Linked DNA regions of Mus musculus: all the other regions are linked to region 1. Evidence: chromatin loops called from intact Hi-C (ENCODE). Cell type or tissue: heart. All regions are shown on one strand. Region 1 holds the start of Rtca (RNA 3'-terminal phosphate cyclase). Region 2 overlaps Lrrc39 (leucine rich repeat containing 39). Region 3 holds the start of Lrrc39 (leucine rich repeat containing 39). Region 4 overlaps Gm40128 (a long non-coding RNA gene).

Evidence for each region. A loop is a pair of places that touch in the nucleus more often than their neighbours do. Peaks named below come from ENCODE experiments on the same cell type or tissue, not always from the same donor. Only the 100,000 strongest peaks of a DNase experiment are listed, where the experiment ranks them.
Region 2: it touches region 1 in a loop (4-fold over the local background); 16 of 42 quality-filtered maps call a loop at or near these places.
Region 3: a loop joins it to region 1, with 3 times the contacts of the local background. A loop is called at or near these places in 11 of 42 quality-filtered maps.
Region 4: it touches region 1 in a loop (8-fold over the local background); 13 of 42 quality-filtered maps call a loop at or near these places.

The regions. Positions count from the first base shown.
Region 1 is chr3:116,503,356-116,511,355 of GRCm38, forward strand. Rtca (RNA 3'-terminal phosphate cyclase) reads right to left here and starts at 4,820. Exons shown (of 11, transcript NM_025517.3): 1 at 4,590-4,820; 2 at 4,396-4,496; 3 at 3,480-3,623; 4 at 990-1,113. The coding sequence starts at 4,634. In heart, a CTCF peak has its summit at 4,909 (motif pointing right); a DNase peak (open chromatin) is centred at 4,826; H3K4me3 peaks cover 1,838 bases; H3K27ac peaks cover 1,465 bases.
Region 2 is chr3:116,573,559-116,581,558 of GRCm38, forward strand. Lrrc39 (leucine rich repeat containing 39) reads left to right here. Exons shown (of 9, transcript NM_175413.4): 6 at 3,861-4,006; 7 at 4,687-4,839; 8 at 5,947-6,083; 9 at 7,663-8,000. The coding sequence ends at 7,727. It overlaps Trmt13 (tRNA methyltransferase 13), which reads right to left. Exons shown (of 12, transcript NM_030016.3): 12 at 7,170-8,000. The coding sequence ends at 7,854. Among named protein-coding and RNA genes, the nearest start is that of Lrrc39, 15 kb to the left of the region's middle. In heart, a CTCF peak has its summit at 3,957 (motif pointing left); no DNase peak of the experiment used is centred here.
Region 3 is chr3:116,558,409-116,566,408 of GRCm38, forward strand. It overlaps Lrrc39 (leucine rich repeat containing 39), which reads left to right and starts at 4,575. Exons shown (of 9, transcript NM_175413.4): 1 at 4,575-4,715; 2 at 7,322-7,512. The coding sequence starts at 7,400. It also overlaps the pseudogene Gm9761. In heart, no CTCF peak of the experiment used is centred here; a DNase peak (open chromatin) is centred at 4,523; H3K4me3 peaks cover 2,981 bases; H3K27ac peaks cover 3,729 bases.
Region 4 is chr3:116,832,651-116,840,650 of GRCm38, forward strand. It overlaps Gm40128 (a long non-coding RNA gene), which reads right to left. Exons shown (of 3, transcript XR_867574.1): 2 at 4,060-4,361; 3 at 2,707-3,634. Among named protein-coding and RNA genes, the nearest start is that of Gm40128, 4.9 kb to the right of the region's middle. In heart, a CTCF peak has its summit at 3,578 (motif pointing left); DNase peaks (open chromatin) are centred at 81 and 3,561; H3K4me3 peaks cover 608 bases; H3K27ac peaks cover 2,706 bases.

The DNA.
Region 1 (8,000 bases):
ATTTGTATTTTGTATGACATTGTGAAAGGGCAGAACTCAGAACAGTGGTTGGCAGTAGCTGGGGACAAAACTAGCTACAAAGGTTTGTAATTTTCCTTCTTTCTTTTTTAATAAAACTTTTTTTTTACCCTCACTTTGGTTCTGGAAATGGTTCACAGATATATATTTGTACAAAATTCTTAAAAGTACATTTAAAGGAGTAAATTTAGTTGTGAAGAACTATGCCACAATAAACCTGGAGAAGAAAAAAACCACTAATACAGATTGAATATCCTTGCCTGAAGATGCTCAGAGCCAGAGGTGCATCTGACTTGTTCAGAGTCCGTAGTATTTGCACAAACACACAGGATGCAAACATGAAATTGACTTGTGTTTCACTCGTTATACACAGACCTTGCACACCGCCTTACAGTGACCTGTGCCCCAAGGTTGTGACCACAGCACACCACATAGAGTCAGGTGGGACATGTCCACCTACTTGGATCATCATGTTGGTACTCAAATAGTTTTGAATTTTATAGTTATCTTTAAGAATTGTGTTATCTGAGTGTGTGTGTGTGGGGAGGGGAGTGTGATAGTCAAGAGGTCACTTTTCAGGACTTAGCTCTGGCCTTTCTTCAGTTCTGGGAGCTAAACTTAGGTCATCTGGCTAGCGTAGCAAGTGCTCTCACCCAATGAGCCATCTCACTGGCTCAAATTCTGGCTCACTCAGTATTTCAGACTAGAGATACTCAACCTGGACCCATTTTCTTCCTTATAGACATGCCAACACTAAAATAAAAACAGGCAATTTATATGATAACTGATAATTTACATAATTATATTTTAGGTCCTTAAAAAGAATCAGTCTGAACACTATCTTAATTTATAATGCAAACCCTAAAGTAAACCTAACCTGTGCCCTCTCCTACAAAAGAACTAGGAAATGTGTGAACAGGATGTCTGTGAGGATGCTGCCGACATTTAAACAGAGACCATGGCGCCCTTACCATCATGGTGTAATCGATCTGCGGGGCCATCTCCGCATTGGTGCCGCCTTTCAGACGGAGCTCCGACGGGGAAGCCGCAAACAGGACACAGGGCATTGAAACCTGCATCAAGAGGCACACACTCCTAAGGAAAAGGCAGAATGGCTTCACTGGACTGTCGTTTGAGTCTCAGAACAGCTGTATTTGTTACTGCACGCCAGTGTGACTTGAAGCTCAGACAACGGAAAAGTTAGAAAACATTTCAGTGTCTGAAGGGTAAAAAAAATCCTGACTCTGACGGAAGTATTTCAAAGCAGAAAGACAAAAGCAAACTGTGCTGAGGTAGTGAGTCAACGGTAAATGGCTTCAGCCTCTCATTTGTAAGGCCTTGGTTGAGTACCCAACATCACCAAAAAAAATTAAGTTAAATTGAAAATAAAAACATGGCCAGGCAGTGATGGCGCATGCCTTTAATCCCAGCACCTGGGAGGCAGAGGAAAGAGGATCTGAGATTGAGACTAGCCTGGCCTACAGTGTGAGTTCAGGACAGCCAAGGCTATACAGAGAAACCCTGTCTCGAAAACCAAACCAAACCAAACTAACAACAAAAGAATAAAACCTTCAAATTTTTTTCTCAAAGATTTCCTGAAAGCAGCAGTTTATGAAAATGCATTTGGAACAGCCAAGACCTACCCCCTTATTCCTGGGCTGTTGCTGTCACCATGCACAGGACACTACTCAAGTATCAAATCACAGCACTGTTCCTCCCATCAGAGAATTCATGTGACTAGAAACAGAATGTTTAACAAGGAGTTTTCTCCTTATTGTCGACATGAAGAATCACAAAACTTAGGCACAGAATGTGAAGTGTTTTTAAAAATGAAGTATCTAGTCAGATTTTTAAAATGAATTGCTGTTCTTGAAAATAAAACCAATCACAATAAACAGAGTTAGTCACATAGGTTTTCCCCTGACCTTCACACACACTCCAAAGCATGAATGTTTATACATGTGTACATGTGTGTATACACAGGAGCATGCACATGCATGTGCGTGTATGTGTGTGTGCACGCACAAACAAATACAATAAATAATATTTCTAAAAGTTAGGAGGCATAGTCAGGTGGTGGTGGCACACGCCATTAATCCCAGCACTCGGGAGACGAGAAGGGGGATGTCTGTGGGTTCAAGGCCAGCCTGGTCTTCAGAGTGAGTTCCAGGGTTACACTTTAAAACCCTGTTTGGGGAAGGGGGGGGATTAGGAGGCAAAAGACTTAAATTCTAATGTCACTTCTTACCCTGACTCCAAGACGGAGGCTAAGTCACTTAACACCAATGGGGTTTGACTTCCTAATTTACAATATGGAAGTTTTAGAACAAATGCTTTCTCTTTCAGCTTCAAATTTTGCGACTGTCTTAATTATAACTATGACTTTTTCTTTTTTGTATAAAATAACAATGTACTAATGAAAAGACACGTCAAATTCTTTTCCTTGCCTTAGGAACATTCCCACTTGACAGATCTCATTTTAAACCTAATCACAGGTGCCTTTGCCAAGAAGTCTGCTTATACCATAGGTCCGATACCATGGGTTATTAAACATCTTCCTAAAAGAACCATAATTCATTTAAAGTTATTTCTGGGCTGTCAAAAGGTTTATAATATAATGTCTTACTCTGTCAAATGCTTCATAACAGAGCATTGCAGTTTAAAAAAAGGTTACTTTAAGAAGCAATCGGGGGCTGGGGATGAACCTCAGGCAACGAACCTGGCCAGAATTCTTGAGGCAGTGGGCTAGCACTCCAGTACCAGACGCAAAATAAGGATGCAATCAACCAAACAGTGCACAAAAGCAAGCAAACGCTGCTTCCTCTCCACAGTCTGTCATCGTGGGACGCTAGGAGGGGCTCTTAGCAGTTTGTTAAGCCACCCATTTCCCAGGAGGCTGAGTGTGTTTGGGTGGGGTTTTTTATGACTCTTGTTTTGTTTATTTTCTGGTAGTGGGAACTGGACACGGCAACTTTACACTAATCAAGCACTGAACTCGGTCCAGCTCCATCCCCAGGGGGGAGGGGTAACCGGGACAGCTGGGATGTTTAGAGTCAGCATCTCCCTGCACAGCAGGAGATGGAACCCAGGACCTTGGGCATGCAAGGCGAGCCTCCGACACTTTCTAGAGTTACATGGGTACTTACTAAGACAATAAGGGAAAACCAGGTATAGTAGTGACACAGGCCTGCAATCTCAGCCCCTGGGGGTGGGGGCAGTAGGGACAGGGACAGGCGGGATGAGTTCAACATTAGTGTTCACTTACAGGGAGACCTTGCCTTACAAAAACCAAAAAGAAATCTGTAAATAATAACAGCTACAACTAAACAAGCAGGCTTATCATTTACATTTTAAAAAGGGAGAAAACTGAACCTCAAAAGGTCCAAAGAGCACTCCCTCGAAGCCAAAGAATCTACATCTGAACCCAGGTCTGAATGGAGGACTGAGTGAGACATACATACCCTGCTGTCTTGGTATCTGCCGTGTGGACTCCACCTCTGATCTTCTCGGGGGTAAAGGTTATCTCTGTTGAGCCGATTTCTGCTCCCTCCAGGTGCCCGCCACACAAATCACGAACCATTTCCAGTCCAGATAAATGCTGAGGCCTTCAGGTCATAAGACTGCATCAAAACGTGTGCCATCAGACTGCCTATACCCCACTCTATGACAGTTACAAAAGCAATGGCCAGAAAACAAGTGTGATGTCTTCCAACAGGAGAACTTTGTCTGGGGCTTTTGATTTCATTCAATGACCACCCCGTGACACCAGTACTACCTAAATTATGTACTCCTCATCCCTAAATTCCCACCTTGAGGCCTCAACCCACACAAAATGTGATCATTTAAACAGGCCTTTTAAAGGTACAATCAACATAAGGGAGGCTATTAGGGGGTGCGGTAATACAATTTGACTGCTATTCTTATGAAAAGAGAGGGTGAGATTAGAGGAACAGGGATGTAGTTCAGTGGGTAGAGGGCGTGCACAGTGTGGAGGAGGCCTTAGGTTTTATTTCCAGAACCACATAAACTGGGCATGGTGGCACACAGCTGTAATTATAGCATCTGAGAGGTGGAAACAGGAGAATCGAAAGTTCAAGGTTATTCACCCTAGCAGAGAAGTTCCGGATTACCCTGGACTAGATGATATCTTGCAAGAACAATTAACAATAAACCTACCATGACAAGAACATGGACAAGCTACCCTGTTTCAAGGCGTCCTAAGGACAACTAGCGGCCTGCCCTATGGACAGAAACGGAGAGCAAAGGCCGCACTCTTAATTGCCGCCCGGGCCTCCTCCCCCCTAGAACCCGGGCTCCGATCTCCGGGCTCCCAGGCCCCCTACCCAAACTCCCCGCCCGCCCGCCCGCCCGCAGTACCTGAGGCCCGGCGTGCTGCGGCCCGCGCGGATCTTCTGCACGCGCAAGGGTAGGCCCAGGAGGCAGCTCAGGGCGGTGGAGACCCTGAGGATCTGGCCGCCCTGTAGAGAGCACCGGGGTGGAGAAATGACAGAGGTTGAATGGAGGCCCCCGCCGCCACGGCTCGCCCCGGCCCCTAGCAGTCCCACACTCACCCCTTCCATGATCCCACCGTCCACCTCCACCCGCTGGCCCTCCATGGCGGGCGCCTCTGAGCCCGGCCGGCAGCGACCACGTCCCTGCTGCAACCGGCAAAAGACGAGGCGCCCGCAAGCCCGCAGGCCTGATAGTGCGCTTCCGGGCCGAGCTCGCCGGAAGGAGAAAGAACCCGCGCCTCCCGGGAAACTGTTGCTGTGGAAACGAATTCCCCAGGGGACCCTGCCGGCAGCTGTACGCATGCGCTCCACCCAGCGCTCAGAGAGGCCGCGCGGGGCGTTGTGCGACTGTGTACCCAAACTAGCAGGGAACTGGGCTGGCCACAAGGGGGTGACACAGCAAAACCTTCAGGCTCCAGAAGCCCTTTCCCCCCAACAGGTACATTCTTCAGTTATCCCCCAGGCTGGTATTTTATTTTCCCAATCATGTGTAAGCACTGCCTTCTCCAGCATCCTCGGGTACCTCAAAGACTGGGAAATGAGGCTGAATTGTGTGATGAAACATCACTGTCGCCTAATTTCGATACTGTACTAACACAGTATTTTGGAAGCATGTAGATTACTTAAATCAATCTGGAACGTGCTCCAAGATGTGAATGGTTACTTGAAATGTTACCGTCAGAGCCTGGCCCCTGGCAGGCCTTAACAAAGTAGGCTCAGCCAACACCTTCTCAGTAGCCAAGCCAAGAAATAAGTATTAATGGAAGGCAGAAAGAAGAGATCTGTTACGTGTGGTCCCATTGGGAAGAGAAAAAAATAAATAAATAAACCTAGTCTATCTTCAGGGTTCTGATGGAAAGCTTAGGTTTAAGTAGAGAGCAACAGTGATTCACATGCAAGCAGTCCTAATCTAGGTGTGGTCCAGGCCAACACTGACCTGCCATCGACTCAATCTCTTCTGCAAAGTGGTCTAGCAGATTTTAGAACTGTAAAATCTCTTCCTGGGGCTGGCGAGATGGCTCAGTGGTTAAGAGCGCCGACTGTTCTTTCAAAGGTCCTGAGTTCAAATCCCAGCAACCACATGGTGCCTCACAACCATCCGTAACGAAATCTGATGCCCTCTTCTGGGGTATCTGAGGACAGCTACAGTGTACTTACATATAATAAATAAATAAATCTTTTTTTAAAAAAAAATCTCTTCTTGGATGACAAACTTGCCCCCCGGCTGGCTCGGGAACTCCGGCTTTTCCCATGGCCTAGCATGAGACTCAGAGAAACTTCCTTGTCTCATGGTCCGCTAAACCAAAGGGAGAGGCACAAACCCATTATAGTGTACAGAAGATGGTTTAGCGGCCTAAGAACCTAAAAAAAGGAGATACCAGTGATATAATTTTACAGACAGGAAATAATAAGACATTGAAGCAAGGCTGCTGTGCGAATATACATGTTGTACTTTTTAAAAATTATTATTATGTGAATGGGCATAATGTGTACACATTCATCTGTACACAGAGGCCTGAAGAGGGTATCGAATTCCCTGTGACTGGAATTCCAGAGGATTGTGAGCCACCAATCACACGGGTGAGAATCTGACCTGGGTCCTATGGAAGAGCAGCCATCTTCCCTGTGGTACCTTGATTATCATACATATTAGATTCCTATTACATAAATATAACACCCTCTGAAGAAAGCTAATCCTTTTTGTTTTTATTAATCACAGTGCTGGAGGCTGATGTCGAGGTTTGATGCATGCCAAATAAACACTGTACCAAACAGCTATAGTCTCGACCCCAGCTTATGCTTTCTAAAGCCGAACTCCTGCTGTTACTTGGGTGGTAGAAGGAAGTGGACAAGATAGAAGTATGAGGTAGAAACTGTCCAAAAAGCTGTAAGTGATATTGTAACCTGCATTGAAGGAGTGAGTATAGGCAACAGAGACACTCAGAACTGGGATTTCCCCAGGAATTCTTCTCAGGTTGGAAGAAAGACAGAAAGACCAAAAAACAGACAGACAGACAGACAGAAAGAAAGAAAATGTGTCTTCACAAAAGGTTTTGTCTAAAGTTTCAAAAGCAGTATTACTTAAAACAGTCCCAAAGCAGAAATAACGCCTATGTCATTAAAAAAAAAAATTAACATCAAAAGCCTCACAAGATCAGTGAAGTTAGAACTTTCTGGTTATTGTGTGTATGAGAACTGGAAATTGTCAAACCAAAGAACAGCAGGGAATCTCATTTTTGTAGAAGTTACTGCATAGTTTAGAGAGCTCCCACTCAAGTCAACAAGAAAAGTCAACAAGAAGGCTGGTGTGTAGCTCAGTTGGTAGAGTCTGCCTAGCAAGCTCAACAGGTCTGCTTGTTTGGGTTTTGGTTTGGTTTGGTTTTTGGCCACAATTGTATGTATTCAAAATGGGGGTGCTATGTAAAACCCTGACCCCCAAAAGAAGAATCAATAAGAAAACAATGAAAAATGAATGCACACAACAGAGAGGAAACAGTTAAAAGTACATGAAGGAAGCGTTTGAAGAATCAATATCCAGGGTTGGTGTGGGTGGCACATCTCTTCAATCAACAAAGGCAGATAGAGCTGTAGGAGCTTGGAGTACATACCAGTTCCAGGCCAGAACTACACAGACTGGGAGGGGGAAGGGGGGGCGGCATCTCAGAACCAATAAACACGTGAAACCTGTTTAACTTTACTAATAATTAAGAAACTTTAACACCATAATGCCATTGAATAGGTAAATACCTATTACTTCTAAGGCTGTCAAATGAGAAACAAAGAATAGTCCCACTCTCAGCTGCTAGACAAGTTATTTTGTACAAGCACATTGCAAAGCAATCTAACATCGCCTAAGTTAAAATTGAAGATAAACATTAGCTGTCTCAAAATTCCATTTTTAAGCTAGGCTTGGTGGTTCGGGCCTGTAATCCCAGATACTAAGCAGGCTGGGGGAATAGAAGCATAATCATGACTTCAAGGCCACCCAGACAGCTAATCGAGATCCTGTCTCAAAACTAGTAGATAAAGAAGCAGAGAGCTGGCAATGATGCTCAGTGGTTATAGACGGCTTGCTTAGCTTATGCAAGACTCTAGGTTCATTTTACAGTGTCTGTCTCTGTCTCTGTCTGTCTGTCTCTGTCTGTCCCCCTCCCTTCCTCCTTGGGTGCCTCCCTTTCTTCTCTGGGTCCTTCCCTCCCTCTTAGTTTTACTAACCAAAAACACGGTTGGCTAGTCAAGAATTGCATCACTTGGCGCTAGTAGCGCTAGTAGCAATGCCCCATTCAGATCTAGTGAATAGGTTCCAAAACCCGGCTACAAACAAAGATAAGAACACAATCATATATGGAATCAGGATCTACTGACGTAGGATGATAAACTAGTTTGTTTCCTGAAAATAAGATAGAATCGAGAGAAGCCTGAATGGAAGAAAGTTACATAGTATCTTTCAAGAGCCCTAGGAACAACTAA
Region 2 (8,000 bases), 70 kb after region 1:
GTGAACTGTTTACCCCCAAAGCCGTCTCCTCATCCTGCCTTTTTGCAATAACTAAAAAACTCTGTATTTGTGTACTCGGTGAAGATGGGACAGAAGGAATTCAAAATACAGAATGTTGGCCACCAAAGTTAATTAAGTTATATCTTAAAATGTTCAGTAAGATAAAGAGGGAAGGAATTTTGTGACTTTAGGTCTATAAAAACTTGAGTTCAGGGCTGGAGAGGTGACTCAGTGCTTAAGAGCACTGGCTGGGGCTGATGAGATGGCTCAGCCGTTAAGAGCACTTACTGCTCTTCCAGAGGTCCTGAGTTCAAGTCCCAGCAATCTGTAATAGGATCTGATACCTTCTTCTGGTGTGTCTGAAGACAGCGACATTGTACTCATATACATAAAATAAATACATCTTTTAAAAAAATCTTGAGTTCATCTACTTACATGACCCTTTTTGAGTCATTTTATTCATGAAACAGAAATAATGGCACTGCCTTTGTGTGGTGGCTGTCATAATTATTCATTAACATGATTATTTAAGTGTCACAGTGAACCATTTACATAGTTAGTTTTTTCACATAAAAGTGGGGAACAGAAGTATTTTAGATTTAAAAACTGGAGCTATGAGCATTACTATGAATACATTTTAAAATTGATCTGGGCATGGTGGTGCAGACCTTTATGAAGTACTCAGGAGGTAGAGGCAGTTGAGTTTGAGGCTACCAGTTCCTGACTAGCCAGAGCTACATAGGGATACTCTCTCAACAAACATTCTAAAAACGAGACAAAAACCAGTAAGAGGAAATAACAAGTAAAAGAAAAGTAAGCCGGGCAGTGGTGGCTCACACCTTTATTCCCAGCACTTGGGAGGCAGAGGCAGGTGAATTTCTGAGTTTGAGGCCAGCCTGGTCTACAGATTGAGTTCCAGGACAGCCAGGGTTACACAGAGAAACCCTGTCTTGAAAAAAACAAAACAAAATAAAACAAACCAACAACAAAAAAAAGAAATGCAAATATATCCACATAGAAACAAGATATAAGAGTGTTCATAGTAATGACAGATATCTGATTCAGGACAGGCACTGGCCCTGAGAAGCAGAGCGACAGAAAGCATTGCCATAGCAGCATGTACTTACTCATAGGTTGAGCGCAGTGCTATGTGGTACAGAGCTTGAAGTCAGCTACTGCCCTTAAATGCAGAATTCTTTCTCTTTTCTTTTCTTTTCTCTTCTTTTCTTTTCTTTCCTTTTTTCTTTTCTTTTCTATCTCTTTCTTTTTCTTTCTCTCTTCCTCCCTTCCTCCCCCTCCTTTTCTTCCTTCCTTCCTTCCTTTCTTTCTTTCTTTCTTTCTTTCTTTCTTTCTTTCTTTCTTTCTTTCTTTCTTTCTTTCTTTCTTTCTTCCTTCCTTCCTTTCTTTCTTTCTCCAGATTTTATTCCCCTCCTGGGAACAAACACCCTCCGACTGTTCGACATCCTATACCTCCTCCCCTAGGAGGATGTCTCCATGAGGATGTCCCACTCCCTCCACCCCCACCCAGCCAGACCTCCCCACTCCCTGGGGCCTCCAGTCTCTTGAGGGTTAGGTGCATCTTCCCTGACTGAACCCAGACCCGGCAGTCTTCTGCTCTATATGTGTCAGGGCCTCATATCAGCTGCCTGGTTGGTGGTCCAGTGTCTGAGAGATCTTGGGGGTCTAGGTTGAGACTGCTGGTCTTCCTACAGGGTTGCCCTTCTCTTCAGCTTCTTCCAGCTTTCCCCTAATTCAACCACTGGGGTCAGCAGCTTCTGTTCATTGGCTGGGTGCAAATATCTGCATCTGACTCCTTCAGCTGCTTGTTGGGTCTTTTGGAGGGAGTCATGGTAGGTCCCTGTTTGTGAGGGCTCCATAGCCTCAGTAATAGTTCTCCCCAATATAGGGCATTTCATCTAAGGTCTCTCCCTTTGAGTCCTGAGAGTCTCTCACCTCCCAGGTCTCTGGTGCCTTCTGGAGGGTCACCCAACCTCCTACCTCTGAGGTTGCCTGTTTCCATTCTTTCTGCTGGCCCTCAGGGCTTCAGTCCTTTTCCCTTACCCAATGCCAGATCATGTTCCCCACTCCCTCCCCAAATCCCCTTTCCCTGCTGGGTCCCTCCCTCCCAAGTGGGACTGAGGCAGCCTCACTTGGGCCCTTCAGCTTGTTGATCTTTTTGACTGTATCTTGGGTATTCTGCATTTTTTTGTTTTTTGTTTTTTTGTTTTTTGGCTAATATCCACATATTAGTGAGTACATACTATGCATGTCCTTCTGGGTCTGAGTTACCTCACTCAGGATGATATTTTCTAGTTCCATCCATTTGCCTGCAAAACTCAGGATGTCCTTATTCCTAATAGCTGAGTAGTACTCGATTGTGTAAATGAACCACATTTTCTGTATCCATTCTTCTGTCATGGGGCATCTGGGTTGTTTCCAGCTTCTGGCTATCACAAACAAGCCTGCTGTGAACACAGTGGTACACGTGCTCCTGTGGCATGGTGGGGCATCTTTTGGGTATATTTCCAAGAGTGGTATTGCTGAATCTTCAGGTAGATCTACTTCCAATTTTCTGAGGAACCTCCAGATTGATTTCCAGAGTGGATGTACCAGTTTGCAATCTCACCAGCAATGGAGGAGTGTTCCTCTTTCTCCATATCCTCTCCAACATATGTTGTCTTCTGAGGTTTTGATTTTAGCCATTCTGATTGGTGGAATCTCAGGGTCATTTTGATTTGCATTTCTCTGATCACTAAGGACTTTGAACATTTCTTTAGGTGTTTCTCAGCCATTCAAGATTCCTCTGTTGTGAATTCTCAGTTTAGTTCTATACTCATTTTTTGATTGGTTTGTTTTTTGGGGTTTCTTTTGGGGGGGGCTTAGCTTCTTGAGTTCTTTATATATTTTGGATATTAGCACTCTATCAGATGTGGGGTTAGTAAAGTTTTTTTCCCAATCTGTAGGTTGCCAATTTGTCTTATTGACTATGTCCTTTGCCTTATGAAGTCCCATTTATCAATTCTTGATCTTAGAGCCTGAGCCATTGGAGTTCTGTTTAGAAAATTTCCCCCTGTGCCAATGAATTCAAGGTTCTTTCCCACTTTCTCTTCTATTAGATTCAGTGTGTCTGGTTTTATGTTGAGGTCCTTGATCCACTTGGTCTTGAGCTTTGTGCGTGGTGACGAATCACAGAATTCTTATTGAGTAAGCTCAGTGTCTGGAATAGGGAACACAAGTTAAGTTGGTCAGACCTGTAACCTTCAAGACTGTTTTCCCATAGAATTCTCAGTCACTGTTGCCACACAGGTCCTATTAGCCCTGGAAAGTATTTATCTTGGAAGAGAAGTTGTATCTGAAATTTTTTCTTATTTCATTTTACTTTAGCCCAGGTTATTTTCTTGTTTTGTTTTGTTGAGAGAGGATATTGATGTGTAGCTTTGGCTGTCTTGGAACTCACCACATAGACCACATGGCCTTGAACTATGTGGCCTTTTGCCTCTAGTGCTTGGATTGAAGGCGTGAGCCACCACACCTACCTGTCTCACCTTTCTGAGACACTGCCTTTGTAGCCCAAGCTGCCCTCAGTCTCTAGGATTTATAGGATTTATATTTTTTACCATGATGCCCAGGTTCTATTATCCTTACATTTTATTTGTTGTGGACTCCTGTGTCTAAACAAAGCTCAGGTGGAATGATGGAAGTCAGTCAACTCTATGTGTGATTTGTTGTGTGTGGGCTACTACTTTAAACAAAATCTACATAACATGAACTTTTTAGATGAAATAGCTCATCAGGGTGTGTCTTCTAGTAATTTACATAACACTGTGGATGATTACTTAAAATCCTTACTTCGTCCTTAGCTCAGCAAACTGTTAAAACTCACTCACCTTGACCTGAGTATGAATCAGTTCACTACGATCCCTCATGCTGTGTTGGACATGCCTGCCCTCGAGTGGCTGGATATGGGAAGCAACAGCCTGCAACAGCTTCCTGACTCACTAGACAGGTAAGATAGACTTTCTGCTACTGATCATCCAAAGCCACCTAGGAAAAATAAGAAGCAATATACCAGACAACTAGGAGCCTAGGAATAATCACAACAGACCCAACTAGTTTGAAATCCATTCTTTCAGTAGCCTGATTTCATTATTATGTAGGAGGATCTGGGGAGGGGAAAACTGCATTCAAAACATTAACAATGTGCACCTGATAGTGCGTGCCAGGCCCTTCTCTTAAGCAACAAAAAGGATGAGGGAAGGATGCAGAGACGTTTGTTATGTATGCCCAAGTCTCAGCAAGTGGCGTTAGTTGGATTTGAACCCAGGGATTGTGGCCTCAGTCCAATATTGTTATGCCCAGAATGGGAATATTACTAGTTTCTGTATTTTAAGATTCATATTAGGTGACATTTACAGCTGTTCATTTAGAAAACATGAAAAAAGATGACCATGCAAATGTTGGTTTCATTCCTGCCGACAGATAAAAGCTAATCTTTAGTGAATTCCTTGATGTAATTTCCCTGGCAATTAGGTAATAAGAAAGAATGGAGTTTGTTAAATCAATAAATTCATTTTACTGAATGTTAAATAATAAATAAGTGAATAGATTAATTTAGTTATCTAAAAATTAAATGTTACAAATGACAAGTCCAGCTTTTCATATCCTATTCATACTCTAATTTTCCAGAATGCGAAGTTTACATACACTGTGGCTGCAGAGGAATGAAATAACATGCCTGCCAGAGACAATCAAAAATATGAAAAACTTGGGTACTCTTGTTCTCAGCAACAACAAACTACAAGATATCCCAGGCTGCATGGAAGAAATGACGAATCTGAGGTAAGCGGGTGTTAGCGCACAGCCATACTTTCTCCAGAGGTCAAAATGGAGTAAAGCAGACTCCGACCAATACATTTGGGTAGTGATTTACAGGACTCTGTGTGTGTGTGTGTGTGTGTATTTAAAACTTACTTTTGTGTATGGATGTCTTGTCTGTGTACTACTTGTGTGTCTGATGTCCATGGAGGGCATAAGAGGGCATTAGATCTCTTAGAACTGGACGCAGAGGCTTGGGCTGCCATGTGGGTTCTGGGATTAGAACCTGGGTCCTGGAGAAAAGCAGCAAGTGTGCTCTTAACTATTGAGCTATTTCTTCAGCTCAAAAAGAAAAGAATTAAACATATTTTCCAATGTTGGAATTTAATAATTTCATGAATGTGATTCATGTAACATGAATCTAGCTTATTCAAGAGTTCTTGAAACTAAAACAGTACTGGGATTTATGAATTTAAAGAAATGTCTTTTGTTGGTGACAATATTATATAATACCTCTCTTTTTACTGCTAATAAACATTCTTTGCAATACAAAAATTAAAAAAATAGAATATCATTTTCTTTCTTTATAACTACATATAGGCACAGATAATGTATATAGCCTATAGAAAGCAGACTTTATTGGGGCTACTTAGTAGAACTCCGATAAAATTCTCTCTAAAATGTAATTTTCTTGATGGAGTGAAGCAATGGATACCTGAACCTAAAACGTCCACAACCAGTCATTCATGCACTGACTGACCTAGCGGCACTGACTGACCTAGCGACCTTTAACTTTGTACTTGATGGTGACAGCACAGATCCATAACAATCCATAAAAACTATATTTGTAGCATTAACCATACACTTATGATATAACTTGCTCACATGTTATGAGCTAATTGTGTCTTCGCAAGATTTTTTTGTGGACGATACTGATTCTTCTAGCACAGAAACTTACAGATTTTTGGATTTATTAGATCCCAGCAAGATAATCTGTTATCAAAAATAGTTAAAAATTACTATTAAAAAGTAGTAACTCAATATGCTGTCATTTGATCTTTCTCCAGGAAGATATATGTACATGCACTTCTATGGCACCTATAAAAACACTGTTTTCTGGTGAACTGTTAGGTTTGTCAACTTCCGAGACAACCCACTAAGACTGGAGGTGACGCTTCCTCCCAGCGACAACACAGATGGAGAGGAAGAACAGGAGTTATTTGGGCTGCAGTTTATGCACGCATACATACAAGAGTCCCGGAGAACAGGTATGAGGTTTGAACAACCAGATGAAATATTTTTGAAGAAAATGTGTACACAATCAAGTGCTATCTTGTCATCCTTTTATGGGTTTCTATCAAACGGTGGTCATTCTGGCCAACACTGAATGAGGGAAAAGGAATTTTGATTCTGTTTATAATTTTGATAAGTACTAGGGGAGACGCCGTAAAATCAGCATTTCAAATGGAATGAAGGAAATCCTTCTTCAGCCAGGCACTTGCCGCACAACCATGTGAAGTGACACGCCCTTCTGCTGGTTTCTCTCTGTAAATCCACTTCTCCAGGGCTGGGACTCACACTGTGGCAAGCACCCAGTCACTGAGATACAGCTCTGCCCTCAGTGCAGATTTTAACTAACTTGTTTTGTGTGTATGTCTGTGCGGCATGTGCATGAAGAGCTAATGCAGATCTGATGCGGGCGGCGTGTCAGATCCCCTGGAACTGCAGTTACAGTTTAGCTGCCATGTGGGTTCTGTGGAAAAGCTCATCTTCTTGTGGATACGCTCCTAGATACTGAGCCATCTCTCCAGGCCCCCAACTCCATTTGATTCTTAAAGAATCATTACTTTTGGGGGCTGGAGAGATGGCTCAGTGGTTAAGAGCATTGACTCCTTTTCCAGAGGTCCTGAGTTCAATTCCCAGCAACCACATGGTGGCTCACAAGCATCTGTAACAGGATCTGATGTCCTCTTCTGATGTCTCTGAAGAGAGCAACAGTGTACTCACATTAAATAAATAAATGTTAAAAATAAAAGACTTGGGCTGGAGAGATGGCTCAGTGGGTTAGAGCACCCGACTGCTCTTCCAAAGGTCCAGAGTTCAAATCCCAGCAACCACATGGTGGTTCACGACCATCTATAATGAGATCTGATGCCCTCTTCTGGTGTGTCTGATGACAGCTACAGTGTACTTATATATAATAAATAAATAAATCTTTAAAAAAAAAAAAATAAAAGACTTATTATTACTTTTGTCTCCCAAGTGGTAGATGGGCCACATTGAGCATAAACAGACCTTCCTCATTATCCTGGTTTTCTATAATCTACAAGTAATAATTCAAAAGTAATTTTATCTGGGGTGAAAAATACTGAGAACATGGACTTTATTCAACACTTAGAATTAAAGGCGTGTGCCACCACACACGCCCGGCTGCCAATTCTTAAATTTCTAAATTTGTCTGTGTTCAAGATAATTACAATTATTCTTTCTAGACCTATATTGAAAAAAAAAAAAAGCCTCACTCAGGCGTGGTGGCGCACGCCTTTAGTCCCAGCACTTGGGAGGTAGAGGCAGGCGGATTTCTGAGTTTGAGGCCAACCTGGTCTACAAAGTGAGTTCCAGGACATTGAGGGCTACACAGAGAAACCCTGTCTCGGGGAAAAAAGAAAAAAGAAAAAAAGAAAAAAAGAAAAAAAAAAAAGCCTCACACTCAGATTGATCCTTGTTATAAATTTATACTGTTTATTATAACTGGAGCTCAAAAAATGAAAAAAATCAAATAAAACCTTTACCAGATTAATACACAGAGTTCACACTATAATTATATACTGGTGTTATATCTTTCAGAAGACCAAGTCAACTGTCTGACTCAAATGCCAAGCTCTATACATTCTGATGGAGAAAGTAATTGAAAGAGCCCTGCTGAAAAGGAATACTTTGACTACTTGGTGAATATTTTTGTGAATATCGAAATATAATTTAAAAATAATTTAAATTTTTTTGTTTGTGGAAGACAAACGTCACGTTCATGTTTCCTTTCATTGATGATGTTTTTCCTGCGATGACGGATGAGCTGGTACGGCAGTTAATAATACGTTTTCCAGAGACACCAATGGGTCCGTATAGTACTGTAAGGCAGGACTGAAGCCTTTCTGCTGTAAATACTGGAGTCTGCCTTGGTCAAT
Region 3 (8,000 bases), 55 kb after region 1:
AAGGCCAAAGTGTGGACACTTTGCCCCTTCTTAGAATTGGGAACAAAACACCCATGGAAGGAGTTACTGGAGCTGAGACAAAAAGATGGACCATCTAGAGACTGCCATACCTGGGGATCCATCTCACAATCAGCCTCCAAATGCTGACACCATTGAATACACTAGCAAGATTTTGCTGAAAGGACCCAGATATAGCTGTCTCTTGTGAGACTATGCTGGGGCCTAGCAAACACAGAAGTGGATGCTCACAGTCAGCTATTGGATGGAACACAGGGCCCCCAGTGGAGGAGCTAGAGAAAGTACCCAAGGAGCTAAAGAGATCTGCAACCCTATAGGTGGAACAACAATATGAACTAACCAGTACCCCCCGGAGGTCGTGTCTCTAGCTGCATATGTATCAGAAGATGGCCTAGTTGGCCGTCAGTGGAAAGAGAGGCCCATTGGTCTTGCAAACTTTATATGCCTCAGTACAGGGGAAAGCCAGGGCAAGAAGTGGGAGTGGGTGGGTAGGGGAGTGGAGGGGGGGAGGTATAGGGGACTTTTGGGATAGCATTGGAAATGTAAATGAAGAAAATACCTAATTAAAATAAAATAAAGGGGAAAAAAAGAAATTTAGCCCTGAGTCTAAGGTAATTAAGATGAAATTTAAATGTATTGAATTTTATCAGGAGACATTAAATGGCTGATAATAAAGAGCAAAACTCACTTGTCACACACACACACAAAAAAAAATACCCTCACTGTATCATTTCTCATACAGTTTGTGCATATTACAAATGATCATAAAAGCCGGGCCTGTAGGCTTGCACCCACGGTCCTAGCTGGGTAGAAGGCGGAGGGAGACGAATCTTTTTTGAGCTCTAGAACTTCAGATCAACCAGAGCAATGCAGAAAGACTGTCACCTGAAAAATCAAATCAAATCAAATCAAATCAAATCAAATCAAATCAAATCAAATCAAATCAAATCGGGTCTGGAGAGATGGCTCAGCTGTTAATATCTGTTGCTCTGACGACAAAACAAGGTTGCTTTCCCGACCACCCACGGGATGGCTCATATCCGATCTGTAGCTCCAGTTCCAGAAAATCAGGTGCCATCTTCTGACCTCTCTGGGCACCGCAGACATATCCGCAGGTGACACACTCATACACATGAAATAAACCCTTGGAGAAAGAAAAAAAGGAGAAGATGGTTGATTTTTTTCAAACTGATCATAAGATTTTCTCAAAAGCTGGGCCAATACCAGAAAACAGTGTTGCATAATTCACACTAATTTCTTGGGAAAGATTAATTATTTCCATAGAACTGAAAGTGGCCCACCAATATGAAGCAGAATAAACACCTCCTTTTAATTTGTTGTGCACTTGATACCTCATTCAACATACGGGGAAGGTCTGGGATGTAGCTCAGTTGACGGTGCTTGCCCAGATTGCATGGAATCACCATGTAAAACCCAGCATGCCCTTAGCCCTAGCACCCCGGCTGATGCAGGAGGATCAGATGGAAGGTAAGTGTTGAAGACAATATGGAAACACTTATTCTCTGGTAGGAAGTGTGCTTTAGGATAGCCCTCAGAAAACAATCTGGGGATAAATATCTCAGTCTCTCTGTCTCTGTCTCCAGGGTCTCATGTAGACTAGGTTGGTCTTTATGGAGAAAACTCGATGAAACCCATTATTTTTGTAGAAACAATATATGCTAACAGAACATGATATTATAGAGTTCTGAAGAGCTGTGGGTGTGGCTCAGTGGTAGAGTGCATATCAAGCATACGGCAAGATCCTGTGTTCTAGCACAGCACTAAAGCATTGTGTATGCGTCTGTGTGTAGACATAACATAAAAATTAGATAGTTTTGAAAGATCCTGACAGAGTGTAAAAGGTCACAGAAGCCCTGCAACTGGCAAAATAGATTTCATTGTCAGTAGAAATAGCTTCACTGATTTAGAAAAATAGAGGTGCACAATGCTCTGGCTGCTCCTTGAACCCGTGTGTCTGCCAATGTTCTGACCGTTCCTTGAACCCAGGTGTGTGCCCACTGCTGCACCTCACTGCCAGGTGTTTATGATATTGGTTGCTATATTGGTTGCTGGGATAGAGTCGGAAAATCTCCCCAGCAACCACAGTCGGGGCCAATCCGTAGTTGCTGCACCTTCATTAGACTCTTTCCTTGTTTCCCTCCCATACCCATTTCTTTTTTTTTTTTTTTTTTTTTTTTTTTGGGCAGGACCTAGGTTTATTTCAGTCTATGAAAAACTAAAATTCAAAGAAAATTAAATCTTGCTTAAGGGAACATTGTAAAGTAACAATTCTTGATATCACGTGCCTCTTATGATCCATCTGAAAACCATAGAGAATTACATTGTTTTGTGTGTCACTGTTCCAAGAGACAAAACAAATTTAAACAGCTAAACCATCTTAAAAATGCACCAAGCTTATGAAGTCTCAAACAAAACTTTAATTTCCTGTACATACTCCTGTCAGATGAAGTTATTTCCTGTACACCACTTTTGCAAACTGATCTTCTATTTCCTTTCATTTGACCTAGATCAGCTACGAGACCTAGAGAAGGATCGAGACGGCTTGTGATTTCTCTCACGAGACAGAGACCTTTCTCTTCTCCTATCTCTAGAAAGTGACCTGCTCCGGCTTCGGGAAAAGCTTCTCCTTCTTGGGGATCTGCGCCGAGGTGGAGGACTCCTCCTGCGGTAATCATCTCGAGGACGACGACCCCAAGAGGGAGGCGGCCCACGATTCCGACTTCTCTTTTCATCATTCGACAGTTCCACTCTTACACGGCAGCCACACAGTGTTCTTCCATCTAGTTCCCGGACAGCATCAGCAGCATCTCGGGGATCCTCAAATTCGACGAAAGCAAAGCCAGGAGGGTTTCGAGCAACCCACACACTTCTGAGTGGTCCATAATAGCCAAAAGCCCGTTCTAATTCAGTCTTGTTTCCATTATTTCCAAGATTACCTACATAAACCTTACAATCCAAGGGACAGGAATCACGATGCATTTCGAGATCCTGGGTTCAAAAGGCCCAAGCTCAAATCCTAACGCTCCGACAGGCCCACCCGCTTCCCTCTGGCTCTGCTCCTACAGATTCTCGGTCCCGCGGCGTCACGAAATGGCCCCCATACCCATTTCTTGAGGAATCAATCATTTTAGAATAGACATTGTTTAGATCTGGAAATCCCCTACTCTCCCCCTTCTCCTTTCCCCCCTGAGGGCCTATAAAACCTGGGACCCCTGTCCCCTCGGGGTTGACTCCTCTACCCCTGCGTGAGATATGAGTCGTCCCCAGAGCTCTGGTTTTCCCGAATAAAGCCTCCTGTGGTTTGCATCAAGTTTGGTCTCTCATGAGTTCTTGGGGGTCCACTATTATCCCGAGACTTGAGTGAGGGACTCCCTTCGGAGGTCTTTCAGTTTTACCTCTTATATTTTATCTGTGTACAGATGTGTACAGATTTTTAAAAGCTAAGAGTATAATTGTCTTTTTTGGTGTGAGAGGTTTCAAGACACTGTTTCTCTGTGTAGCTTTGGCTGTCCTAGAACTAGCTCTGTAGACCAGGCTGGTCTCAAACTCAAAGAGATCTGCCTGTGTCTGCTTCCCTGGAGTGCCGGAATTAAAAGTGTGTTCCACTACCACCTGGCTGTATGTATAATTCTTAAGAACATGGAATTAGGTCCTGTCTGTGGGAGCTGAGAGTTAAAAATGGAAAGTTAATTAAGTCTGAAGTCCTAGGCTTGAGAGTGTACCTGATAGCAGAAGGAGGTGGACTGGACAGGGCTTCAGTCAACCATTTCTCCCTGAAACTGAAGCTTAGGTGCAGCACAAATTGCGGTTCCTCGCCACACCTTCCCTATTCATTCATCTGAAGCACTGGGGCTTTTACTTCAAGGTAGTGAGGGGCTTTGTCCTGTTGCACATCAGTGTATTTTGAAGTTGCTTTGCTTCCAACAGATCCACTATGTTCTGTTAAGTATGTAAGATCTGTAAGTCATGAAAAGTGGACGGACTTTTAGAAAGAATTCTTTTCTGGCACTTAGAAATTGTTCTCCCTCCAAGAGGCCGGAGAGATGGTGCAGTGCTTAAGAGCACTTGCTCCTGCAGGAGACCCAGGGTCATTTCCCAGCATCCATGTGATAGCACACAACCATCCATCACTCCAGTTCCAGGAGACCCAACAAGTTCTTCTGGCCTGCAGGGCACTGCATGCATGTGGCACACAGCCATACATGCACACAAAACACCCCCCCCACACACACACAGTTAAAAAATTTAAATTAATTTAAAAAGAAATGGTTCTCCCAGAGACTTTCCTGGTGTTTGTAGGAACACACTCATGTACATTATCAGAGACTTCCCTGGTTTCTGTAGGAACACACTCACATACATTATCAGAGACTTCCCTGGTGTCTGTAGGAACACACTCACGTACATTATCAGAGACTTCCCTGGTGTCTGTAGGAACGCACTCACGTACATTATCAGTTGAACCTTTGCACAGAAGCCCCACGTGACTCTTGCTATTCTCAGCCTTGTCCAGGAGCTAAAATTAGAAGTAGGCTGACATGACTTTTCACTTGGTCACAGCCCGACAGAGTTTTAGTCATTTGGAGCCACACTGGGGGAAAAAAAAATCACCTTGGATCTGATTCTAGCTGAGAATCAGGGAGCTCTGGGCATGTTGGCTGCAGCAACCCCCTATGGTAAGTGCTTTTCCGAAACAATTTTCCTCCGTTCCTTCTGCTTAAAGAAATTACAGGTGACGATCTCACTGAAAAAGTTTATCAGCTGATCACAGATATAACTTCTGAGCCTTGTAAGGGGGCTGTGGTCACTTACCTAGCCGTCGTCCTCTGGGACACAGGAGATAGGCTTCCTGAAAGTTAGAGTTTAAGGTTGTGTTTCTTCAGTTGTTTAACTTTTGAAAGCAGCTGCCCCACCGTGTCATTGACACACTTAGCTCGCTGCTGTGCTGTGTGCCTTTCCTTCACAAAGGAGCTAGATGCAGAAATGCCTTGTTACAAACTTGTTTTTTTTCTGAAGCAAATCTGTCATGTTAAGGAAATTAGTATTAGAGATGACCAATATTTAATGTCAAGCAATGAAATAAGTTAACAAATGAGAGTTTATATAAAGATAATGCAATACGGAGATAGCTTGCATTCATGAAATATTTTAATTGTATATGGTTGAAAGTATTTAGTACATACATCAGCTTTATTAACATCTGATACAATAAATTCTAGGTGACATGTCCAGGCAGTAAGGTCCCCAGTACATGTTCTTCAAGGCTCCTCCTTCCACCTCCCACTCTCTTCTCTTATTTGTCCATTCTTTCCTGACTTCCTTTCTTTCCTTTTTTATCCTTCCTTCCTTCCTTCCTTCTTTCCTATTTTGGTAAGGTGTTGTGGTGTACCTAAGCTGCTCTCAAACGTACCATCCTCCTGCATCAGCCCATCAACAGACATATACTATTATGCCTGATCCCAAGGTCTCTTGACTGCAGAAAGATCTCACACTCAGCTCCTGTCTGTGGGCTCCGCGCACTCTGCTCACATCCCTCTCTAAGTAATACTCTGCATATTGTAGATGACAAAGCAACCCAAAGTTTTCTTCTGACAGCTCTTTTCGGGTTCCTTTTCTGACTGCCTCCATGAGCCTCAAATAATTTTAATTCTAATTCTACAATTTAGACATGATTAGCCAAACGTCCTGGGCCAAATGAAGGTATCCATGAAAAAGCAAAATTCCATGATGCATTCATTTTATTATTATTATTACTAATTATTATACTATTTTGAAAAATCATTGTTGGGGGACACTTGTTCATAGTGAGCAGGAATGTCTATACCTCGTATATCACCTATGCTCTTTGAAAGTAGTTACAACCAACTCACAGTTCCACCAATGCAAAGCACTGGGGGAATCCTCTCACCCAAACTTTCACCAATAGTTGGTAGAGTCAGTCTAGTACAATTGGCCATTTTGATGAGGTATGTATAGATAGTTTACTATGGTTTAATCTATAGAATCTTAAGGCTAAGTACAGTCTGTGGGTTTTTGTTTTGTTTTGTTTTGTTTTGTTTTGTTTTGTTTTGTTTTTGCCATTTGGATTTCCTGGGCTTTTCCTACCTTGCTGGTTTTACTTGGTTGCCTCTTTTTCTTCCTTCTTATTAAATGTTAGATGCAAACAACGGGTTTCTCCACAACATCGTGATGCACACGTGGAGCACACGCTGGTCACAGCCACATTTCCTGTGGCCTCTGCTACTGTACTCTCTGTCTTCTGCACAAGCCGTCTCCTGTTTCCTAAAAGTTCTCCTACTCTTTCTCATAAAAATGCAAAACAGTTATCTACTTACTTTGTTATTTCTAAAACATAGGTATTCCTGTGTACATTGCTGTGGAATTGTATACCACAGATGTATTTCTGTGTGCATTTCTGTGGAATTGTATACCACATATGTATTTCTGTGAAATTGTATACCACATGTGTGTGGATGCCTTTGGAGGTCAGGAGAAGGCATCAGATCCCCATGAACTGGAGATAGGCAGTGGGAACGTCAGGATATGGATGCTGGGAACCAAGCCTCAGTCCCCAGGAGAGGAGCAAACGCTCTTAGTTATGGAGCTGTCTCTCCAGCCATCTTAAAACAAAACAAAACCAGGCTTAATTGATTTCCTTGTAGGAAGCCTTATGTTGTAGACACAGCTGGGGCCTGGGGCCTCTGCATGCTGTCAGGCTGGTGGCAACCACCTTTACCTGTGGAGCCATCTTGAGGGCCCCAGACTTGCCTAATGTATCGTAGCTTAATTACTTTCCCATAGCTGGATGCAAGTCTGGTTGCAGGTTTTCATTATCATGGACGACATGGTAACAAAGGAAGCGGATTGGACAGCAGTTCCTGTTCCAACCATGTGTGCTCCCTTGAGGGTTAGCTTCCTCATATGAATACTAAAGGCAACAAAAATACTCACATCATAGTTTACATGGGTTTAAAATAAGGTATGGGCTGTGGGGGCACACACCTTCAATCCCAGCACTTGAGTGGCAGAGGCAGGTGGAGTGGAGTTCGAGGCCAGCCTGGACTACAGAGTAGGTTCCAGGATAGCCAAGGCTGTACAGAAAAATCTGTCTCAAAAAGCCAAAATAAATAAATAAATAAATAAATAAATAAGTAAAATAATAAAATAAGATATGGCATGCAAATATATGTGGAATAGCTGGACGCAAACATCACCTCTCATGATTGTTATCAATCATTAATATTCTGAAACATGATGTCTTTCCCCTGTCTGGTATACTTAGGTCTTTACTGAGGTGTCCTGTGACTCAGCTCTTCAGAACGTAATGAAGTAGATGACTTGACTACAATGTGGGAAAATCATGACAGAAAGTGCGGTTTGTACCGGGGCCGTCAGTGCTGTAAAGGAAGTCTGGGAAGAAAGAATAAAGAAACACCATGAAGACGTGAAGCGGGAGAAGGAATTTCAGCATAAGTATGCTGTGACGTTGTTTTAGATTAGAGAAAACCCATAAGCTCAGATTTGAAAACGACCATTTAGTAAGAGCCTCATTGAATTTGACAGGTTTTTTATGTGCTGAAAACACAAGATATTCTTCTTTAAGTAGTTTTATTTTATGTATATGAGTGTATGCATGTAAGTCTATCCATATTTGTGCAGGTACCCATAGAGACCAGAAGAGGGCACTGGATCTGCTAGAACTGAAGTTGCAGACAGTTGTGAGCTGCCCTGTGGGTGCTGGGAACTGAATTCAGGCCATCTGGAAGACAATCAAGTGCTCTTGACTACTGAGCCATCTCTCCAACCCATAAAAGAGTCTTTATTTTTTTTTCTCATTATTATTCTTATATGTGTGGTTGTTTTGCCTGCATGTATGTCTGTGTACCTCTTGCATGCAGAGCCCGCAGAGGCCAGAAGAGGGTGTTAGAGCCCCCGGGACTGGAATTATAGATGATAATGAA
Region 4 (8,000 bases), 330 kb after region 1:
TCATGCAACACCCTTACTGGGGAGACTAGCCATCTATTTTTAAATGCCCTGTTGGCAGACTTCAACAGACAGCTGTATTAGGTGGACAGAGGCCGACTGCGCGTGGGGAAGAACATCGTGTTAACTTGGTTATTTTTAGTTGTGAAACCTCCTTTTTAAACCCTAATATTAGAAAAAGAGAGGTATACACACAACAGATACACACATACAAGAGAGAGAGAGAGAGGGAAGGAGGGGGGAGGGAGGGAGGGAGGGAGAGAGGGAGGGAGGGAGGAAAAGATTAAGAGACCCTGTGCAAGGTCCTAGATTCAATCCCCAGCACTAAAAATTTAAGTTTTAAGAACACACTCAAGTTGAATGCTCTTAAAGCTTGGATGGAAAGATCTGCTGTTAGTGCCTCAGAGTACACAGCCCTGCAACCTATGCGTTACCATTGGCAGCAAGCCTGCCATTTCCCTGAAAAGCCTCCTTTTATTCTTCTGGGAATCCTGTCAGCACTTCTGAGCAAGTGCAGGAGTGGGTGGTTGATCAGCAAGCTTCATGCTGTCTTGTTTAAAAGTCTCACTCAGGTGGAAGTATACTACAAAACCTACCAATGTATCTCTATCTATGTACCTATGTGTCTGTGTATCTATGTAACTATGTAACTATGTATGTATATGAATAAATCTATATTATCTATCTATCTATCTATCTATCTATCTATCTATCCATCCGCCTACCTATCCATCTATCTATCTATCCATCTATCTATCTATCTATCTATCTATCTATCTATCTATCTATCTATCTACCTACCTACCCACCTACCTACCTGTCTATCTATGTGTTTATCTATACCTCCCCTGCTCTGTGTGTGTCTCTCTCTGTGTTTCTCATCTGTGTTTACAGTCTATTTGTGGGTTAAGTCCTGTCTTAAGTCTTCCTCGGCAGCAGGCGTACCAGCAGTAGTTGCACCTGAGTATGCACTGTCTCACTTCCCTGGAGTCATGTTTGCTGAAAAGGGGTCTGTTGAAGCTGGACCCTACTCCAGCCCCATTGCTTTTGTCTCATTTCTCCCCCTAGACATGTCCCAGACTGAGAATCTATCAAACCTCTCCAGCAGGGCTGTGGTCCTGCATCCTGCCTTGACACTGGGGTGTGGGAATGCTGCTTGGGGCTGCGAAACTAGAGGGAAACACTAGACTGCTTTTACCCTACGCCAGTCAGCCCCAGTGAGAAATAACAGAGAATTAGGCTGACGCTGGGGTTCCCTGACTCCTGGACATCCAGTCACCACTAGAAACCATAGAGTCAGGAACAAAGGGGGCCAGTGGGCTGAGGATGAGCCTGGTGGCGTTGGGGGGAGGGGAACTCTAGCTTAGTTTAGCGATGATGAGTCCAGGAACCCTGAGGGGCCTTCTGAGGGAGACTTAGGCAGCATGGCTCTGTAGACAAAGGCTTTCTCCATGTTCCCCATGGTAGTTCTTGGTGAAAGTGGCGGTTCATGCTTATCCATACCATTTTCTGACCGTTCATTGTGGAAAATGGGTCCATTATCACTTCCCCAGGGTAGACCAGAAATTAAATACCGTTTGCAGAAAGGAATGTCCAGGAAGGGAAGCTTATTGGCTAAACCCTCAGGGCCTCTAAATACCTCACTAGCAAGGGGAGATCTTTGTTTTGGGCTACATGACCACTGGTCATGTCCCTTTGTGGGTCACATGTTCTGGGCCAGGAATCTTGGTAGGGAGCAGAGACATGCCTACCATCCTCAGATGGGTCCCTGGGACCTGGGGTCTGTGAACCCAGTCAACCTTACCCAGTTTCCTGGCACGGACCACTGCGCCACAGGACTCATCTGGTTGGTCTCTCGGGCAAACTCAGTAAAATGAAAAGAGAGAACGAGCAGGCATCATACCTGCTTGCCGTTGTTTTGGGGACGCCCAAAAGAGTTCAGGGTTTTGTCAAAACCAAGTCACTGGAGAGTTTAATTTTCCTTGGGGGGAGGGCAGAATTCTCTTGTGTGTTTGTTGCTACAGTCAAAGGTGAGCTTACTCTAGGAGAGCTAACAGAAGACACTGCTCAGACTGTAAGCGGGAGAGTTTTATAAGGGAAGAGGTCATGTTACTGACACGACTGACCCAGAAACCCACAGAACTACAAACACACATTATCAAGCTTTCTCCATGTTGTTTGCAACATTTATGGTGGATATTTTTGTTTTGGTTTGGTTTTGTTTTTCGAGACGGGGTTTCTCTGTATAGCCCTGGCTGTCCTGGAACTCACTTTGTAGACCAGGCTGGCCTCGAACTCAGAAATCTGCCTGCCTCTGCCTCCCGAGTGCTGGAGTTTAAAGGCGTGTGCTACCACGCCCGGCTGATATTTTTTAATGTTGCTTTCAACTTGTTTGCTATTTTCAGCAAGCGATTACCACAACACACACATACATCATGCATATATACATACATGCATATATACACACATACAGGCATGCATGCATACATATATAATTTTGCGTCAGGGGCATGGAAGTCTGTAATTTAAGATTAAAGCTATGTAGGGCTGGAGAGACATCTCAATGGTTAAGAATACTTGTTCTTGCAGAGGACCTGGGTTTATTTCCTAGTACCCATGTGGCAGGTAACAGCCATCTGTAACTTCAGTTTCATGAGGTCTGACGCTCTCTGTGGGTCGACGGGGCACCTAGTGCACACACAATCATGCAAGCAAGATATTCTTGATCACAACATAAAATAAATAAGCATTTATAAATGGGTTAAAGCTATCACTTAACTTAGGCTGTAAAAGCTGATTCCATGTACAATCCAAGATATAGTGAGGTTGGGTATATTGTTCTCTCAAAGGCAGGTTAAACGTAAATAGGCTGAATGCATAGTAGGACAGCAGGTTAAGTATGCAGTCTTGAATGCTCTCTAGGCACCTTATTAACATGGTGGCAAGATCTGGGAAATTAGTTTATTTTTAATGCAAGAGGTGTTTTCATAAAAAATGTGTCACTACAATTTCCTTTGTCTCTGTTCATAGCACTATAACAAAATGCCAGCTATTATGTACTTTACAGTTGCGAAGCCTTACAGTTGTAAACCACGATCGAGGATACTGAAGGTTTGATGTCTAAGGAGGCTTCATTTCCTGCTGCCTAGATGATGCCTTTCTGAATCTTCACAGGGTAGAAGCCAGCGAGTTTCTGAAGCTTCTTCACTGAGGGCACGAATTCTGGACCAACTCTGAACAAGACGGGCTTTACCCGACACCGACTGCGATACAGTTGTGACTTAGACATGTGGGCTCTTGGACTGTGGAAGTCTCCTTAAGTCCCTGTTTCAGGGGGGCCCTCATTGCTGCTCCCCAGTCACTGTTGCTCTGCGGGTTATGCAGGATACAGCCCTTTGTCTTTATTGGGGACATATCAGGGACGGAGCTTTACGGGGATGGAGGAATAAAAAACAAGCAAGCACCTCCCTTGCCATTCAAGGACCAGACAGGGGGAGCCGTGAGCTGCCATAAAAGGAAATGAACTTGTTCTTCCTCGGAGTCAGGCATTCGGAACACAATGTCCTGGTGTCTGCTGCCCCCGTGTGGACATTTACATGTGTTGACTTCAGTCTTGGGTTTTCCTTATTAGGTGGTTCTATGCCCAAAGAAAGAATAGGTCAGATACAAAGAATTTTTTTTTTTTTGGAGGGGGGGGGGTGTTCGAGACAGGGTTTCTCTGTGTGGCCCTGGCTGTCCTGGAACTCACTCTGTAGACCAGGCTGGCCACGAACTCAGAAATCCGCCTGCCTCTGCCTCCCAAGTGTTGGGATTAAAGGCGTGCGCCACCATGCCCGGCTAGATACAAAGAATTTAAGGCGTCCTTCTGCCTCAGCTTGTCCCCAAATCCCTCTAGGTTCCCTGTGCTCTAAGGGTCACACGTATCCACTGCCTTTTTCTCCTTGGTGGTATGCTATCCTGAAGCAGGACTAAGTCCACACTGGATCTCCCCTGCCTTTAAGAGCTTTTGAAGAATCAGCTTGGGGAATGGAAACCTCCAGAGAATCGCCCTTTTCTCCTTACCTTGAATGTAGATGGCACGCACGACTAGTTTGCCATTGGCATAGCGGACAGGATGGCTTGTTATGTCTATGATTTCGTCCTGTGGTGTACGTATAATGTCCCGGCTGTCTCAGTCGCTTTCTGGGCTCGCATATGTGACTACGTAGCCACACTATGAAGTGCTGTGAAAAGGAGCTGAGTGTGGTGATGGATGTCAGCCTTCAAGAAATGGAGCCATTGGTGCAGGAGGACAAGCGCAGTCGTATTTCTCTAACAATCACATGAACCCAGAGGCAGATCACTCTCCAGTTGAGATCCGAGCCCTGGAAAATACCCGGATTGCAGGTGAAAACCAGAGGGCTGCATGAATCTGTGCCTAGATTCTGTTAGGGAAGAAACGTGTGCTGTTTTTTTTTTTTTTAACCAGCGGGTGTCTGCGAACCTTTGCTATCGACAGAGAAACAGAACTCTGCTCTTTGGTTTTTACTTATGACTTCCCTGTCCGCGGGACCGCATCACACATCCTAGTCTGTGTTCTAGTTTGCTGTCTGGTGCTGTGATAAATACCAGGATCAAAAGCAGCTAGGGGAAGAAAGGGTTTGCTTGACTCGAATGTCTCTATCACAGTCCACTGTAAAGAGAAGTCAGGGCAAGAGGAGAAGCAGGAACTGAAGCAGAAACCAGGGAGGAGCACTGACAGCGTAGTACACTCAGCTTGATTGCCTGCCTCCCTCCTTTCCTTCCTTCCTTCTTTTTTGTTTGTTTGTTTGTTTGTTTGTTTGTTTGTTTGAGACAGGTTTCTCTGTTTTACCCTGGCTGTCCTGGAACTCACTCTGTAGGCCAGGCCAGCCTAGACCTCAGAGATCTGCCTGCCTTTACCTCCGCAGTGCTGGGATTAAAGGCATGGGCTACCATGCCTGGTTCTCAGCTTGCTTTCTTATACACCCCAGGACCACTGCCCATGGTGATCTGATTCCTCCAACATCCATTATTAATCAATAAAATTCCCTGCAGACATGTGCACAGGACAGTCTGATGGAGGCAATTGGAGTTGAGGTTCCCTCTTCCCAGATAACCCTACCTGTGTTCAGTTGACCAAAATTTAACCAGCACAGTTAAGTTTTTGAAAATCAATACAATCAACAAATAACCTTTGGTTTAGAACTGCTCTTCCCTCCCACCAAGAGTCTGGCACGGACCTTGCTCTTTTGGCTCCTTGAAGGTGAGTCCTCTGTCAGGGGCTATCCCAGCTCCTTACCAGAGTCCTGAGGGGGCTTGCATATGTAATTTACCTACTCAAGGTAAAGCTGGTTTAATGACAAACTTTGTTCTTTCACAGTATGAGCTATTAGACTTTCCATGGCTTCAATCTTAAGTTGCAACAGGCTCCTTAATCCTTTCACAGTTACAAGAAACTTATGATTCCTGGGGAAATAGACAATTCACAGAGCAGAAAAATATAAAACCAAAATGTCTTAGCTAAGGTTTCCATTGATGTGAAGAGACACTGTGACCAAGGCAACTTTCATGAAGGTTGTTACTGGGACTGGGTTACAGGTTCAGAGGTTCAGTCCATTATCTTCCTAGCAGGAAGCACTGCAGCATCCAGGCAGGCATGGTGCTAGAGAAAGAGCTGAGAGTTCTCCATCTTGATCTGAAGGCTCTCAGGAGAAGACTATCTTCAGGCAGCTAGAAGGAGAGCCTCAAAGCCCACCCCCACAGTGACACACATCATCAACAAGGCCACATTTCCTGATAGTGCTATTTCTTAGGTCACACATAGTCAAACCACCACATAAAACTTCTTAAAGTTAGGAAACTATTGAATTTACAAACAAAGCTAGTAAGAAGCAGTCTATGATGGATGTCATGGCGGATCTATAAAATGAGAATAGGCAACTGAAAACTCTCAAGGAAAAAAAAAAACTTGGAAAACATCCTAAATCAATCCAGTATATATCAGAAAATCAGTAGACAAAAAACGGAATAGATTTTAAGTTATATATAGAAGCAACTGACTGCTGTCCAGGTAACTGGGTAGAATATGTGTTTTTTCCGTTCACAAAAATAACCAGTGAGGGACTAAGATTAGAGATCCCAAGTTAGCCAAAATCTAGTACTACATTCACCTTTGCCTTCTGAACTTCTGAACTTGGTGTTTCCTATAAAACATCTGCCCTAAGAACAGACTGGTACCACAAGTAGGCTCCTGAGTCCTTTTGTGGTCCTAATCAATCAGTCTTGGGTGTGGTGTTCAATAAACGATTCTTGCTTAACTGAGATCTGTATGTGTATCGTTTGTGTGTCAATTCTTTAATCCCAACATGCATCTCCATGTCTAATGCCAAGATTTTCTTCAGATCTTCAACTCCTTTGAACTTTGTTGACTGCAACACATTTTTTTTTCTCTTGTGTTGGTTCTTCTCCTTGTTAGCAGCTCTCTTTGGCAGGTATGTCTCCAGGACAATATAGGCTTCACCTGTCTAGCTTCACACAATGGGCTCTCTGGACCTCCATGCAGATGCCCTTGCCGTACTCCTGGCTGGCCTCAGCAGCTTTCCTTAGTCACAGAAGGAGATTCCATAACTCTTTCACAAAATGGCTTCTCTGGGCCTCCATGCAGGGACACCCCTGCCAGATGCCTGGACTCAACAGTTTTCCTTAGTTGCAGAGAGAGATTCTACATCCCCTTAGTTCTATCTTTGACTCTAGAGCCAGAGCTACATGGCTGAAGCTGCCAAGTTCAGCTGCTTGCTGGGGTCAGAACATGGCCCCCTTATTCAATTTTATCTTTACCAGTTTTCTGTTTTCAATGGTTTTCTTCTCTCTCTAAACTTGGCTGGCCTGGAACTTAGAGATCTGTATGCCTCTGTCTCTTGAGTGCTGGGATTAAAGGTTTCTTCTGTTGGAACTCAAGGAGTCTATTGCCATGCCTGTACCTCAGCTTTTCTTTAATTCCTTCTCACAAGATTGAAGCTTAGCAGAGTGGGATCTCGCACTGAAGTTACCACTCCCTAAATTCCATTTTTACGTTTGTTTTCTCCATTTCATTAAAACACTCTTGATAAGAGTGAAACACAGAACAAAGTCTATAGTAGGCTGTTTTGAGATTTCTTTTGCCGATGCAATTAATTTAAATCTCTCCACTTTAGCCCTAGACAGATTCTTTGGACAAGGGCAAAAAGCAGCCACATCCTTCATCAAAGTGCCACAAGAATGATCTTTAGGCAGCATATTAAAATTCTTCCCCTCTAAAGCCCCTTGAGCCCCCACAGTTTAAATCACCCTCAGAAACACTGTTTTCCATGTTCTTGCTAGTATGGCCCATTGTGCCCTGCTAAAAGCATCCCACTGCTTTCCAAATACAATGTCTCAAAATAAATATTCCTCCAAACAAAAGCATGATTGGACCTATCACAGCAAACCCCCAGTTCCTGGTATCAGTTTCTGTCTTGTTAGGGTTTCATTGCTGAGAAGAAGCACCATGACCAAGACAACTGTTATAAAGAAAAGCATTAAATTGTGGCTGACTTACATTCCAGGGTTTTAGTCTATTCACTTTGTAACAGAAAGCATCATAGAATCCTGGCAGACATGCTGCTGGAGAAGGAGCAGAAATTTCTATATCTTGATCTCCAGGTAGCAGAAAGGAATTATATGTTATACTGGGTGTAGCTTGGGCATAGGAGACCTAAAAGCCCACCCTCACAGGGACAAACTTCCTCCAACAAGGCCACACCTACTCCAACAAGGCCACACCTCCTAATACTGCCGTTCCCTGAGTCAAGCATTCCAACACATGAGTCTATGGAGATAATACCTATTCAAACCACCTCATGTGTTATCACAGATTTGGCCATGTAGGGATAAACATGATTCTTTTAGGGTGGCAGAAATAATCTGTACCTTGATTGTGGTGGCTACATGACTACATGTACTAAAAGGAAAAATTTTTACTCTCT